Regions from separate parts of the Mus musculus genome. Here region 2 is linked to region 1. Evidence: chromatin loops called from intact Hi-C (ENCODE). Cell type or tissue: heart. All regions are shown on one strand.

Region 1 (8,000 bases):
AACCTGCTGAGATTTGCTTCTGTTACAACTTGGAAACATCTGCTCTGAGTCCAGGCCCTTGCTCAGTTGAGTTTATTGTTGTTTTGAAGTGCCAACTCAGCAGTCCTTCAGCTAACTCTTCCAAGAGGAGCTCAGCTGTCTGTGACAAGCCACATACACAGAGTTGCATCAGCACATCTCTCGGTGGCTGTGACAGCCTTGGGAGAAGAGTTGCTATTGACTTCCATAGGCACACAGAGATCTTGGATATAAGAAACTCTATGGCTTGAATGCTAGCTGTCTCTTGGCTGAAAATAACTGGGCCAATGGTTGTAGGACTCGCCATAAGCAGGATCATGAGTCAGAGGTAACAAAGAAAAATGACAAAGCAGACACCTTCAAGAAATCAACACCCTTTGTTTATACTTGGCCAGCCCCAATTCCATACCAAGGCATATTTATTTGCTCAAAAAAGATAGGCTGGCCAACATCAAACCCATCACAGTCTTTGGGGCTATCATGCATTTCTTAGTTCCTCTACAGTTTTTGCCATTTCTGCAAACTCCATGATTTGGTATGACTCAGGAAAATGGAAAATGATTCTGGGCTGTTTCATCAGAAGAACTCTATTTGCATCAAAAGGCAAGGCTCTAACTAAATAGTAATAGCAAAGTCCTTGGAGTCATGGTTGGACCTTCCGGAACCTCAGGGTATGTTATGGGAAACCAGCATACTCAATGTGTGTACTAAGGACAATAACTTTGGTATGGCTCTGAGTAGCACTGCTCAGAACCATTGAAGGGAGCTAGTTACCCTCAGCTTCTACCATCCTGAACATGAGTTCTGTAAAAGACTCGGTGTAAATTTACGTGGCTATTGTTTTCAAGACTTCATGACAGATCGTTCTCCCTTTCTTACACTCCTCCCAAAGTAATCAGCCCTACTGAGACTCTCCAGCGTACAGACAGGAGAGAGCACAGAGTACTTCAGTAATGCAGGCCCTGTCTTGTTAGATAAGAAGTTCCTCACGCAAGAGTGATGTGATAGGATGGTATTTAAAGAGTAAGGCAGGATGAAGTGCTTATTGTTTTAGGACAAATTGCTTTTACTACAATTGAGTATTGTATCAAATTGATATTTTTAATGAATATTAAGAGACTCATTAAAAACCATCTTGATTAGAACTGACTAGATTAGTTTTGAAGATGGAATTCCTTAGACTTCTACCTTTCCACTACTAACAAAGGTGAGCCAGAAGTGTTGTGTCTACATTATAGTCCAGAAAGGAAAGGAAGGCACAGAGCGGTATAGTAGTAGCAAGGAGAGTTTGGCCCTTAAGTATACGTATGAGAGTGGCCATCGCCTTCTGTCATTTCTGTCCTTATAGTCATCAATAAAATCAGCATCCCACAAGAGAGCAGAGGATTTCAATAGAAATTTTGTACTAGGCTTAGAAACGTTACCACTGGCAACTTGGCTTTCCGTTTTAGACAAATATAAAGTTATTAGGTTTAATAATTCAGTAGGGAAATAAATAACAGCTCTGGTAAATGCAACAGGGACTGATGGCACCAGAGCCCTCAGAAGCTTGAGGCTTCCCAAGGTCCAGCATTACTAGGCCTTGACTGCATCAAGAACTCTAGGCCATCCACCAAGTATGTGAGGGGTAAGCCTTGGGTTGTCCTGGTTCCGTTTTTCTGTCATGAAATCTTGGAGTATTTGGTTGGGCACTTGAGTTTGCACTTCAGTCTGCTACCTGGTCGTACTTGCTTTGAGAGCAGTCACCTGTCCCCCTTCTGGTCATCTTTTCTGTTATATATATGGTTGAATCTGCTTGGTGCTGTCTGTTTCAGGTATGATGTTCTGTGGACGATCTCGAAGAGTAGCCTTGTCTTGCTTGTTCAAGATGTCTGCTCCTTAGAGCCGGCCTTGGTCTTCTTCACTCACGAGGCTTTGTTCCGCTCTTTGTCTTCCAGGTGACACGATATTCATCATTCTGAGGAAACAGAAACTGATCTTCCTGCACTGGTACCACCACATCACTGTGCTCCTGTACTCCTGGTACTCCTACAAAGACATGGTCGCTGGGGGTGGTTGGTTCATGACTATGAACTATGGCGTGCATGCCGTCATGTACTCTTACTACGCCTTGCGGGCTGCGGGTTTCCGAGTCTCCCGGAAGTTTGCCATGTTCATCACCTTGTCCCAGATCACTCAGATGCTGATGGGCTGTGTCATTAACTACCTGGTCTTCAACTGGATGCAGCATGACAACGACCAGTGCTACTCCCACTTTCAGAACATCTTCTGGTCCTCGCTCATGTACCTCAGCTACCTTGTGCTCTTCTGCCATTTCTTCTTTGAGGCCTACATCGGCAAAGTGAAGAAAGCCACGAAGGCTGAGTAGTGTCAGGGCTGAGGAGGAAGTCATAGCTCAGGGTCATCACGAAAAATAATCGACAAAAGAAAAATGGCACAAGGAATCCCATATGGTGCAGCTAAAACAAAACAAAACATCCGTATGAGCAGGCACGAGGCCCAAGGCAGCTTGGGACTGAAGATTAGGTTGTAAGTTTATGATCCTTTCTGGGTGAGGACTCGCTGAGTGCAACTCTTATCTCAAAGCACGGCTGCTGAGGGGACCCCTTCCCTCTGGCCTGTCAACTCTAGAACACACTAGATGCAAAGGCAGCCACGGGCAAAGAGATTGGGCAGAGATTAGTGGACGGCCAGCAAAACACTGCAGGAAGCAGGTGGGGGGAGGAATCTACTCAGCCTTTTTGTTTTGTTTTGTTTTGTTTTGTTTTGTTTTTCTCTAAGGATAAAGGAGTTTCCCCTTTTCAAACGATGTGAGCACACACACACACACACACACACACACACACACACACACACACGCAATCTTTTCAACACGAAACCAGAGCTAAAAGAAAAGATAAACATGGGAGAGACAGGGTTTCTATCTGGGACAGCAATGCTTTTGCAAAAGGCTAGGCCTTTTAAAGAAAGGTGAGCTTGTAACTCCTTGATAAAAGATGTCTTAATTATTTTTACTGCAACTGAAAGTAAAGAGGTAGAGCCTTTCCCCTTCTGCACAGCCTCAGGGCTTGTATGTTCGCTACAACCAAACACAGGACAGTACTTCCCCCATGATACTTTATTACTGGGAGAAAGAAACCCCTGTAGTTGAAACACCACACTGACAACTGTTATTTCTGCTCTCCGACGAGAATTCAAGCATCCGTTGTTCAGTTGCCCCAAACTTTAGGACGGAGGAGTAAATGCAGAACTGAAAGGGAAGAAGCTCAGCTGGCTGGCTTGAAAATGGAGTCTTGTACCATGTGTAACAAATGCCAGCCCATCGTCCCTGGAGCTGAACAGGGAGGAAGGGCTATGGGCAGAGACTAGAGCCGGATTCATCCAATGTGCAGACAGCGTGTTCGCCTCCCTCCCTGTTCGACCTCACACATAATCCTGGCTTTCTAAATGAGGCCCTGTGACACACTCTGTGCTTTCTATATTTTTGTGACTTTCAAACACAGATCTGCAGGGCTCTGCCTGATTTGGGGTAAACACTGTGTTTCTGCAGCCTCTGCATTTGCTCCCTTCAGCAGTGCAGAGGCTTGAGAAGTGCCCTCTGCTGGCTTAGTGAGAAGCTTCAACAAACACTTCACAGTAGGTTGAAATAACTGACCACTAAGGGCCTGCGGAGATTAAACCCTAAGTTCTAAGTGCTGTCAAACACCTGACATATATTTGACCAAATCAGAAGAGAGAGAGAACCTCTATGCTTCAAGTAAGCGTCATAAATTTTTTAAGTGACTTTCACTTGAGAACTCAGAAAGTCAATGTATTAAGAGCCATATTCTGAAAGAAAGAAAGAGAAAGAAAGAAAGAAAGAAAGAAAGAAAGAAAGAAAGAAAGAAAGAAAGAAAGAAAGAAAGAAAAAGAAAGAAAGAAAGAAGCAAGCTAGACAATGTTAACTGTAATATTTCAGTCCTCTACAAGCCAAATAAATGTGTCGATGTTCCTAATATTTCAAAGACGCAATTACATAAAGTTGTTCAATGTGATATAATAGTATTCTAATTGGTTAAGTAGTTTAATGATTAGGCAAACTAGCAGAAACAATTAGAGGCTGCTACACCACGTAGATTATACACACATAGCCACGTACGTGAGGTACACGGAGCTATAAAGCTCAAATCAATAGTAACACGATTTTTGGCTAGCAGAAACTATCACCTATCTTCCTTTACTTGAGAGTGTACAGTAAAAGGGATTTTTTTTCAAATTATTTTTATATTATTTTAGCTTTAATTGTGCTGTCATTCATGGAACAGCTGCTCAGCAGCCTTCCTGTGAGAGATGACAGGGGTGTTTTCGTGTGGCTTGTTTACGTGTGGAATTGGAAAAGAATAAAATCTGATTCCCTTCTGTGGGAATGGGATCAAGGGTAGACAAAGGACCCATGTAGATCAAGTCATAACTGAACGACCAGGGAAGGGAGCCAGGCGGGGGCGGGAGTCAGCTGTGGCTTTCATGTTACCATTGTGTGGTGGCTGATGGACGGGACGTGGTTGGAGGGATGTTTTCTTACTTGGGGTAGAAGTTAACCGGAGATGAAAGTCTAGAAGCCACTCTGTCCAGTGGAATCTTAGGGTGTACTTGTTCCTTTGAGCTTTGTAAATGCACAATAGTGTACAATAATAAGCCTTTCCCTTGCCTTATGGAAGAAAGTGAGCAAGATAATGAAAACCAAGAAGCCACCTATCAGTTGAATTGAGTCTAATCAAAAGGCCAGCCTGAGGCTCCTCTGGTCGGTTCAGTTTAATTTAGATATTTACCATAGAATACAGGTACAATATGGAAATCTCATAAGCATAAACTTTAAAACGACTAAGCTATGCTTCCAAAGCACTTTAGTCTCAGTGTTCTTCGCTTCATGCTCTCTCCACTTGTAAAATAACTTAGACTTTTCATTCGCAGGATGAGTATATAATAATTAAGTTTCCAAACCAGCTAAACTGTAGCTACAGGCAATTCCAGTGTTCACCATGGGAAGAAAAAGCCACATGTTTTTTTAAAAACACAGAATTCTGATATAGGCTCAGCACACAGTTTTTAACATATCAGCTTAGCTGCTCTAATTGTATCAAGATACGAGGCTGGACCACTGGCCTATGACACATCTAAAACCTGCCAGAATTGACTGCCACGTAGATAATACTGCTGTCAGTGAACATTCCGGGCAAGCAAGTTTTTGTAGCTGCCCCACTATGCTGCAATAGATTATCTTTCTATTGAAGATTTCTCGCTGCATTCCAATCCCAGTGTGGTGAAAACTTAATTCCTGGATTGAATGAACACAAATCCAAGGTTTCATATAAACGCAGTGCGGTCACTAGGTCTGAGCATCAACTCAAATGTGTTGAGTTTGCAATGAAATTCTAGTGAGAATCACTCCATTCACACAGTAGGAGATTTTTATCTGGACCTTCTAGTGTCAACTGTGAGGAGAAACAACAACTATCATTATTATTTATTTATTGTATTTATATCCAATGCCAGGCCAAAGTATTGATTTAGATCAAGCAGTGCCCTTCCCCCCCTCCCAACCCCCCATCTTTCTAATCCTTCTGCACTATAGAAAGTCAAGACTGGAGGGGAAATCCATATTCATTGCTGCAGGGGAAAGCAGGTTTATTAATCCTCCCGCTGTCTTTATGAGACCGATTGACCAATGTAGCTCAGGCAGAAGTTTCATGTGGGTGGGATATCTACAGGAGCCTAGGAAAACACTTCCAGAGAAGATAACCACAGACTGTTGTTTTTGTTCATTTGTTTTATATCTTCATGGTAAGATAAGCCTGTCACGGAGTTACAAGGCACCATGACACTAAGGTAGAATGTTCCAGAAGTCTGGCTACCTTCCCAGGCTGCTCAGTTACCTGGGAGTGTCTAGTTACTATCTTGTTCTGACGAGAGGAGCTTTTGCTCAAGAACTGCCAGATACAGACACCAAGTCAGCCCTGGCACACTCTACAACCTCCGGGCATAGGTAATGGGTCTTTGACTATTGGATTGCCTCAGTGTCAAGTGAGTTCCTAGAAGAAGAGACCGAGTAGGCTCCACCCCCCAGACTCCACCACACTCTGAGTTGCATTGGCAGGATCGGTGTCTAGACACAGTTCTTTGTGAAGTGTCAATGCTAGAGACAGTTGTGAGGAGATCATGATGACAGCCCAGAACTTTCTAGCCTTCAAATGCATCCTTTTCCAGTCTTTGTTTTGATAACAGCTATTTTGCTATCAGTTTGGGACAACAGTAGAGTCTGTGGCCATGTGATCTACAGCTTATGATCACACAGCTCCCATTTCCTGGTGCCTGAGATCCCAGCCATCAGAAAGTGATTTGGGTGAGAATTCACAACATATATGTCACCTCTGCATATTGAAGTGACATCTAATAAAACAAGGACGTCCTATTTTGTCTGAACCCGCTGAATGAAGCTCTGTTATCCTAGTTAGTCATTGGGCCGCCATCCTCTGTACCCGATAGTGACACAAAACAGATGTCGGTGCCTGTACAAGAATTCTCAGTGCCTGTTGTGACAGACTGTGCTTAGAAGAAACATTCGTGAGCCATAAAGCAGGAACCACAGATGAAAGGGCCAGTTAAAAGTCCACCTGCTCCAAGTATCATAGAAAACCCAAAAGCCTGTTGTATAATCTGGTATTGTCCCCATCCCCAGATGCTTTGAAAACTAGGATTCTCAGAGCATGGATACCCACGCTTCCATCTTCCCACAAACATTTCCTAGAGTTGTACTGGTGGGTGCAGCGCCTAGGTGGTTGGTTGGGGGAAGTCTTGGAAGCTGTACTTTGATTGCAGGTCAAGCAAAGCCAAATCCAGATATTTCTGTGTCACTCACCAGTTGTCCATGTCCACCCACAAAACAATTGTATTATAGTCAAGTTGTCCTAGCTGATTGGTCCTCAAATAAGGATGCAACTATGTTTGCAACCCAGTTAGGACACATTTGAAAGAACCTGACTCACTAGCATCTAAACAATATCATTTCCCCAATGCTTGGTGGCACTTCAGACTTTTGTTCTCCTGGTTGATCAAGGTGTTGCCTGGTGGTGCCGCCTCCTAGTGTGAATATTTCAGTTAAGTGTGGGTCTGAGCATGACCGGGCTGGGCTTAGCTCACTGCTACTTGGAAAATGACTGGCATTCTGCTTCCTAGGCCCTAAACCCATATTCAGAGGGAAAATTCACTATCAAGCCTCACAGCGAAATCACAGCAGTGTTGGAATTCTTATTTTCAAGTGCTTATCTCACAACATTGAAAAATATTTTTGGTGTATTAAGATTTAAAATAAAGTCATCATAACTTTTGATTTAAAACTGTTTCTAGTTCTTTGTTGTTTTCTGGTCTGGAGCGGTCCAAAGAGGACACTGTAGGCCATCCAGAATTCTCTGGAAAGTCATTCCTATATCCATGTGCTGATAGAATACACGAGTGGCTAAGATTGCTCTTGCTTTCTCTGGCGACCCACCAATGACATACAAGGACTATGAACATGTGGGTGTCAATTCCACAAGGTACCTAGCTCCTCCAGAACGCCTTTCATGGTTACAGCATCTTACAGATGACACTGTTCACATTGCCTTTTGGCTCTTCATGAAGTCTTTCTGAGATAAATGAAATAGACTCCAGTTAAAACCGCTGTGGTGGAGGCAAATATAGAGATAACATCCCCTTAGACATTGCAATTTTGCTATACCCATTCATTTGACAAGAAGTCCGATGTAGGGGGCTGGAGAGATGGCAGTGGTTAAGAGCACTGACTGCTCTTCCAGAGTTCCTGAGTTCAATTCATGGTGGCTCACAACCATCTGTAATGGGGTCAGATGCCCTCTTCTAGTGTGCCTGAAGACAGTTACAGCATACTCATATACATAAAATAAATAAATCTTTTAAAAAAAAGTTGAATATAAATTGAAAAATCCAGT
Region 2 (8,000 bases), 210 kb before region 1:
TTGGAAATGCTGTCTTTTTTCCACTGGATGGCTTTAGCTCCCTGTCAAAGATCAAGTGACCATAGGTGTGTGGGTTCATTTCTGGGTCTTCAATTCTATTCCATTGGTCTACTTGTCTGTCGCTATACCAGTACCATGCAGTTTTTTATCACAATTGCTCTGTAGTAAAGCTTTAGGTCAGGCATGGTGATTCCACCAGAGGTTCTTTTATCCTTGAGTAGAGTTTTTGCTAGCCTAGGTTTTTTGTTATTCCAGATGAATTTGAAGATTGCTCTTTCTAGTTCGTTGAAGAATTGAGTTGAAATTTTGATGGGGATTGCATTGAATCTGTAGATTGCTTTTAACAAGATAGCCATTTTTACAATGTTGATCCTGCCAATCCATGTGCATGGGAGATCTTTCCATCTTCTGAGATCTTCTTTACTTTCTTTCTTCAGATACTTGAAGTTCTTATCATACAGATCTTTCACTTCCTTAGTTAGAGTCACACCAAGATATTTTATATTATTTGTGACTATTGAGAAGGGTGTTGTTTCCCTAATTTCTTTCTCAGCTTGTTTATTCTTTGTGTAGAGAAAGGCCATTGACTTGTTTGAGTTAATTTTATATCTAGCTACTTCACCGAAGCTGTTTATCAGGTTTAGGAGTTCTCTGGTGGAATTTTTAGGGTCACTTATATATACTATCATATCATCTGCAAAAAGTGATATTTTGACTTCTTCTTTTCCAATTTGTATCCCCTTGATCTCCTTTTGTTGTCAAAAAGCTCTGGCTAGGACTTCAAGTACAATGTTGAATAGGTATGGAGAAAGTGGGCAGCCTGTCCATCCCTGATTTTAGTGGGATTGCTTCCAGCTTCTCACCATTTACTTTGATGTTGGCTACTGGTTTGCTGTAGATTGCTTTTATCGTGTTTAGGTATAGGCCTTGAATTCCTGATCTTTCTAAGACTTTTATCATGAATGGGTGTTGGATCTTGTTGAATGCTTTCTCCGTGACTAAGGAGATGATCATGTGTTTTTTGTCTTTGAGTTTGTTTATATAATGGATTACGTTGATGGATTTCCATACATTAAACCATCCCTGCATCCCTGGAATAAAACCTGCTTGGTCAGGATGGATGATTGTTTTAATGTGTTCTTGGTTTCGGTTAGCGAAAATTTTATTGAGTATTTTTGCATCAATATTCATAAGGGAAATTGGTCTGAAGTTTTCTATCATTGTTGGATCTTTCTGTGGTTTAGGTATCAGAGTAATAGTGGCTTCATAGAATGAGTTGGGTAGAGTGCCTTCTACTTCTATTTTGTGGAATAGTTTGTGCAGAACTGGAATTAGATCTTCTTTGAAAGTCTGATAGAACTCTGCACTAAACCCATCTGGTCCTGGGCATTTTTTGGTCCCTTATTACTTTTAATATTCTATCTTTATTTAGTGCATTTTTTTCTGATTATTATGTGTCGGGAGGAATTTCTTTTCTGATCCAGTCTATTTTGAGTTCTGAAGGCTTCTTGTATGTTCATGGGCATCTCTTTCTTTAGGTTTGGGAAGTTTTCTTCTATAATTTTGTTGAAGATATTTGCTGGCCCTTTAAGATGAAAATTTTCATCCTCATCTACTCCTATTATCCATAGGTTTGGTCTTCTCATTGTGTCCTGGATTTCCTGGATGTTTTGAGTTAGGATTTTTTTGCATTTTGCATTTTCTTTGATTGTTGTGCAGATGTTCTCTATGGAATCCTCTGCACCTGAGATTCTTTCTTCCATCTCTTGTATTCTGTTGCTGATGCTCGTATCTATGGTTCCAGATTTCTTTCCTAGGGTTTCTATCTCCAACATTGCCTCACTTTGGGTTTTCTATATTGTGTCTACTTCCCTTTTTAGGTCTAGTATGGTTTTGGTCATTTCCATCACCTGTTTGGATGTGCTTTCCTGTTTTTCTTTAAGGACTTCTATCTGTTTGGTTGTGTTTTCCTGTTTTTCTTTAAGGACTTGTAACTCTTTAGCAGTGTTCTCCTGTATTTCTTTAAGTGAGTTATTAAAGTCCTTCTTGATGTCCTCTACCATAATCATGAGATATGCCTTTAAATCCGGGTCTAGGTTTTCGGGTGTGTTGGGGTGCCCAGGACTGGGTGAGGTGGGAGTGCTGCATTCTGATGATGGTGAGTGGTCTTGGTTTCTGTTAGTGAGATTCTTACGTTTGCCTTTTGTCATCTGGTAATCTCTGGAGTTAGTTGTTATAGTTGTCTCTGGTTAGAGCTTGTTCCTCCCATGATTCTGTTAGCCTCTATCAGCAGACCTGGGAGACAAGCTCTCTCCTGAGTTTCAGTGGTCTGAGCACTCTCTGCAGGCAAGCTCTCCTCTTGCAGGGAAGGTGCACAGATATCTGACGTTTGGACCTGCCTCCTGGCAGAAGATGAAGGCCTGAAATAGGACCTGTCCCAGAAGCTGTTAGCTTCTGTAGTCCACACTCTCACCTTTGCAGACTAATCTCAGAGGAATCCAGGAACCAAAATGGCTTCCCCAAGTACTCAGGCAAAGCCCTCCCAGACAGGGAGGGCACCTGTCCTCTGGCAGGGAAGGTGCCCAGATATCTGGAGCCCAAAACTGGGCCTGCCTCAGAAGCTGTCCTCTAGGGACGTTGGGGGTGTCCACCGACTCCACGCTCAAGGTGACCCGGTGCTGGTGCCCGGAAGGGACTTGTGACTGGCAATGTTTTTCAATATATTGTATTATTTTCTCTCACTCTTTTAAGGATGTTAGTTTTCCTTTAAAGTGTGTGTGTGTGTGTGTGTGTGTGTGTGTGTGAGAGAGAGAGAGAGAGAGAGAGAGAGAGAGAGAGAGAGAGAGAGAGAAAGAGTGAGAGAGAGGAGTTTGTGCACTCTGCATGCTGTGCTTTTGTGGAGACCAGAAGAAGGGCACACTGGATTCCTAGACCTGGAGCTGCAGCAGTGGTCCTCTGCCCCACGTGGGTGCTGGGAACCAAACTCAAGTCCTCTGGAAAAGCCACACACTCTCCTAACCTGCTGATCCATCTCTACGGCCCCTAGGGCATAGTTTTCTAACTTTATGCTTTTGCTGTCATTCTTCCCCTGTTACAATAGGAATCTCTATAAATTTTGTTAACTGAGTGTATAGAACTGCACTGGATGTATGGTAAGCACCAGCCCTCCTTCCGAGGGATGTGAGGTGAGCACCAACCAGTTAAGCAGACACTCAACTCTTTTTTTTTTTTTTTTTTTTTTTTTTTTTTTTTTTTGGTTTTTCGAGACAGGGTTTCTCTGTATAGCCCTGGCTGTCCTGGAACTCACTTTGTAGACCAGGCTGGCCTCGAACTCAGAAATCCACCTGCCTCTGCCTCCTAAGTGCTGGGATTAAAGGCGTGCGCCACCATGCCCGGCTGACACTCAACTCTTAAAATAAGCTGTAACCCATTTCAACCTTTATCTATCCTGTTCTTTACTTTTCCTAAACCTCCATCATGAGAGAGAATGGCTGCGCCTAGCTTACTGTGAAAGTACAGCTACAAAAATGATCACACAACAAAAGAATCCGGAAGTCTGTATCATTTGCCCCAATTATAATACTAAGAGTGCAGATTACTTTCATTCTCCCCCCCCCTCCCCCATGGTAGATGGCCGCTCCAAGATGGAAGAGCGCCACCTGCTGTCTGCTGAGCCCATTGGCATGCCTCGCTAAAGCATTTTAATAGTTTATGAACTCTGATCTATTTCCCACATTTTCATATGAAACTTTTCACCTAGCAATCTATTTTCCTCCCCTTCTCCATCTCCCATCTTTCTCTTTCTGGGAATGTCTTTCTGTGTTAACTGAAGGCTTTTGTATTGTAGCATACAGTACACGAACTAAGCTATTCTACCTGTGTTTATTTTACAAAAATATAAATTTTGTAACATTAAAAAAAAGTTTGGCTGGTTACTATGTAACTGATGTAAATGTGCCACAGAGCAAGGGAATGGTTCATGTGTGGAAATGTAGAAGATCTTATCTCTGGAAGCTTGAGGGAAGAGTTATTGTAGCAATTCTAGTTTTTCTGGTATGGTATACCCTTAAGATCATAACTAGCCACCGCAAGCAAATGTGCTCTGATACTTCCTTCAGATCTCACATCTTGACTTTTATAAGTAAAAATGTCTTGCTTTGTCTGTGTAACTGGTTATAGTAGACACTGCTCGTCACGGAGTGTCGCCCATCTGACTCCAAATGTCAACGGTCCATCTAACAGGCACATACTAAGTTCCTGCCAGGTGTGAGGTTCTGTTCTAGATGACCGGTGATTCAGAAGGATCCCCAACAGACATCTATTTCTTCTAGGAAGTTCTGTTCCGGTCTTTAGTTGTTCAGCCATTGCACAAGTAGGTGAAGAGGAGAGACCATCCCTGCCTTCATGGCAACTGGTAAGCAACTGGAGAGAAATAAATAATAAACACGACAAACTATGTGGTACACTGTCCTGGCTGGTTCTGAGTATCAACTTGACACAAGCCAGAGTTATCACAGAGAAAGGAGCCTCCCTTGAGAAAAAAAAAAAAAAAAAGCCCTCCATGAGATCTAGCTGTAAGGCATTTTCTCAATTAGTGATCAAGTCTGAAAGGGCCCATAGTGGGTGGTGCCATCCCTGGGCTGGTAGTCTTGAGTTCTATAAAAAAGCAAGCTGAGCAAGCCAGGGGAAACAAGCCAGTAAGTAACATCCCTCCATAGTCTCTGCATCAGCTCCTGCTTCCTGACCTACTTGAGTTCCAGTCCTGACTTCCTTTGGTGTTGAACAACAACATGGAAGGGTAAGGTGAATAAACCCTTTCCTCCACAATGTGTTTTTTGGTCATGATGTTTTGTGCAGGACTAGAAACCCTTACTAAGACATACACCAAACTGTATATCAACTATGCCCTTCCCACAAATTCATTTTCTGAGATCCAAACCCCCAGTGCCTCAGACAATAACTTTATCTGGAAGTAATTTCACCGCAGATACACTCAAGAGACTGTCAGATCATAATGGAGTGTGGCTGGCCTGTAATCCGATATAACTTAGCCTCTGTGGATGAGGGGAACGTGGACCTAGGAGGGCTGCGTGTGAAGAGGGGGTCTAAGATCAGGGCAATACGCTGTTAAGGAGCACCACAGAGCACTAACAGAACTGTGGCTGTGACTCAGGGAGCACTGCATAGCATGCATGAGGCTCAGTCTCCAGCCAAGTGTCAGGAGCTAGAGGAGAAGAATGGGCAGACTGTCCTTCCCAGCCTGCACAAAGAACCAACCTGTGATCTTGATCTCATGGATCCAGCCTCCAGAACTCTAAGATACCTAGCTCTTGGTACTGGGCTGTAAGAAATAATAAAATAGAAATGAATCTATAGACAAAAAATATAGCAAGAAAAGGTACAGGAATGTGGAGCCTCCAATCTGGGGTGAGTGACACTGAAGGAGTGACCTCTTAAGAACATAGTGATTCTTTTCTTCTGGGTGGTAAATGTTTCAGGGCATGCTAGGGGTAGTGTGTCCATGACACTGCATGCTCTACCCATGCACTTAAAGATAACTATGGGATGTGTGAAGCTCATCTTGATGAAAAATAACAGAAGTGGAGGAAAACAGATGGAGAGAGTGGGAACTTTAGCAAAGACTTAAGAGACGGAAAGTCTACAAGGGCAGGCCATAAGGGCTGTTTTGTTGGTTTTCTTGCAGCGGATGCCCAGGGAACACATTCAATGGACAGAGAGGAGAAAGGACTCTGCCCTTTCATCTGAACAGCGTGAGCATGAAAACTGGCTTACATCTTTTTTTTTTTTTTTAAATCTTTTCATTGTGGACATTTTTTTCGTTAAATGGACTTTTTGTGTGTGATATATTGTAGTTATTGTCTCCCTCCCCCAACTGCTACCAGATCCACATCCCTCTCCCCCTCCCCCTCTCCCCCCTCCCCCTTTCTCTCTCCCCTCCCTTCCCCCTCCCTTCTCCCTCTCCCTCTCTCATTCCCCCTCTCTTCCTCTCTCCCTCCCCCTCTTTCCCTTCCTCCCTGTCTCCCTTCCCCCACTCTCTTTCTCCCTCTCTCCCTCCCCCCCTCATTAAAAAACAAACATTGTGGACATTTTAAACACAAAATATTAGTAATGAAATATTAATAATGAAGCACATATCCAGCTTTGATGGTTACCCGTATTTTCTCACCTTTTTAAGTTGTTTTTTTCTTAGCACAATGACTTTCTCTGCTTTTCTATTTTTTTAAGATTTATTCATTTTTATATGCATTGATGTTTTGCCTGCACAGACTGGTGTATGTCTGTGTGAAGGTGGCAGGAAGATCCTCTAGAACTGGAGTTACAGGCAGTTGTGAGCTGCTGCCATGTGGGTGCTGGTCATTGAACCAGGGTCCTCTGGAAGAGCAACCAGTGCTCTTAACCTCTGATCCATCTGTCTCCAGCCTGCCTTTCTTTAAAAAAAAAAAAAAAAAAAATCACTGTTTGAGAATTTCAGCCTGGTGGCGGCGGCACATGCCTTTAATCCCAGCACTCAAGAGTGCAGAGGCAGGCAGATATCTGTGAGTTCGAGGCTGGCCTGGGCTATAGAGTGTTTCAGAACAAGCCAGGAATGTACACAGAGAAATCCTGTCTCAAAAACAAACAAAGAAACAAACAACACGTAATTTTATATGTACATATAATGTATGTTGATCAAATATACCCCTCGCTTCCTCTCCTGCAGCTCCTCCCATGTGCTACCCGCCACTCTTTCCAACCAACTTCTTGTACTTTTGTTTTTACCACTGCCAGCTTGGTTTTTTTTAATCAGTCTAATTACCCTGGTCCTTCTCACACCTTTATTCTTAAGGGACAACACAGTGTACTGTAAAAACTCTCAGTTGCCAATAGCGCCTCTGGTGGGGGTGGGGCTTTGTGAGCTCCTCCCCATCCATGCTGCGATATTGGCTGGCTTGGATCTTGTGCAGGTCTTGCGCATGCAGTTACAGCTGCTTATGAGTTCATGTCTACAACAGCCCTGAACAATGACCTTCTTCATGACTTTTTCACATACTTATATCATTATGGTTTACTGAAGAATAAGACAGAAGGAGCGTTGTGAGTTTGAGGCCAGCCTGGAATAGAGTAAGATCCCATCTTAAAGAGAGACTAGGAAAGAGAGGGAAGGAGGGAATAAAGGAAGGCACATGGACAGATGGACAGAGGAAAGGTGGGAGCAAGGAGGGAGGCAGAGTAAGGAGGGGATATTTTTAAACCCAAACCAACATTCATCAATCAAGAAGCTCAGATGTCCTGAGCTAGAGAAAGGGACAAGTGGTCGACTTCCCACTCATCCTTGAATATGCTAAATCAGGGCTGGAAAAGTGATTAACTTTCACTAAAAAAAAGGGAAGAAGAAAAATAAAATAACAACTGAACAGGAAAAAAAAGAAGAAAAGATTAAAAGAGAAGAAATTAAAAGAAAAAAGGGAGAACAGAAAAGGGAGGAGAAAAATGGAAAAGAGTATGGAAAAAGAGGGATGAAAATGGAGAGGAGATGATCTTATTTCATCTCCCTTCACTTCAATACCAGTGATTCTTGCCCTGGTCTTTAAAAATAATTCCCAAATGTCCTACCATTTTACTCCAAAGTGCCTTGTCATGTGTCTTAAAGGAATAACCCTTTGAGTTGTTTTTCCAGAATGACTCTGGCAACACAATTAATAGAGGAGGGGGAGGACCAAAGGCAGGGGGAGGACCTCTGCTAATTCAGTAATATCCCATGGGAAAGACAGTGGTGGAGGAGATGAGAGTGACTGGGCTGCTGTAACTTGGATATGAGAGGACAGAGAAAGATACAAACAAGGGTAAAGTGGGCACTGTGTCACATGTCTTTAATCTCAATACTCCAGAAGCAAGGCCAGCTAGCTCTCTGTGAGTCTCAGGCCAGCCTGATCTACATAGGAAGTTCCAAGACAGCCAAAGCTAAGTAGAGAGACTCTGTCTCAAATAAACAAAGATAG

What was found. Hi-C counts contacts between places; a loop is a spot of excess contacts. Peaks named below come from ENCODE experiments on the same cell type or tissue, not always from the same donor. Only the 100,000 strongest peaks of a DNase experiment are listed, where the experiment ranks them.
Region 2: it touches region 1 in a loop (2.5-fold over the local background); 3 of 42 quality-filtered maps call a loop at or near these places.

Annotation. Positions count from the first base shown.
Region 1 is chr3:129,631,105-129,639,104 of GRCm38, forward strand. Elovl6 (ELOVL family member 6, elongation of long chain fatty acids (yeast)) reads left to right here. Exons shown (of 5, transcript NM_130450.2): 5 at 1,956-7,391. The coding sequence ends at 2,386. Among named protein-coding and RNA genes, the nearest start is that of Gm35986, 100 kb to the left of the region's middle. In heart, a CTCF peak has its summit at 3,612 (motif pointing left); no DNase peak of the experiment used is centred here; H3K27ac peaks cover 367 bases.
Region 2 is chr3:129,418,411-129,426,410 of GRCm38, forward strand. It overlaps Gm35787 (a long non-coding RNA gene), which reads left to right and starts at 4,708. Exons shown (of 5, transcript XR_376058.2): 1 at 4,708-4,798; 2 at 5,705-5,771. In heart, a CTCF peak has its summit at 3,686 (motif pointing left); no DNase peak of the experiment used is centred here.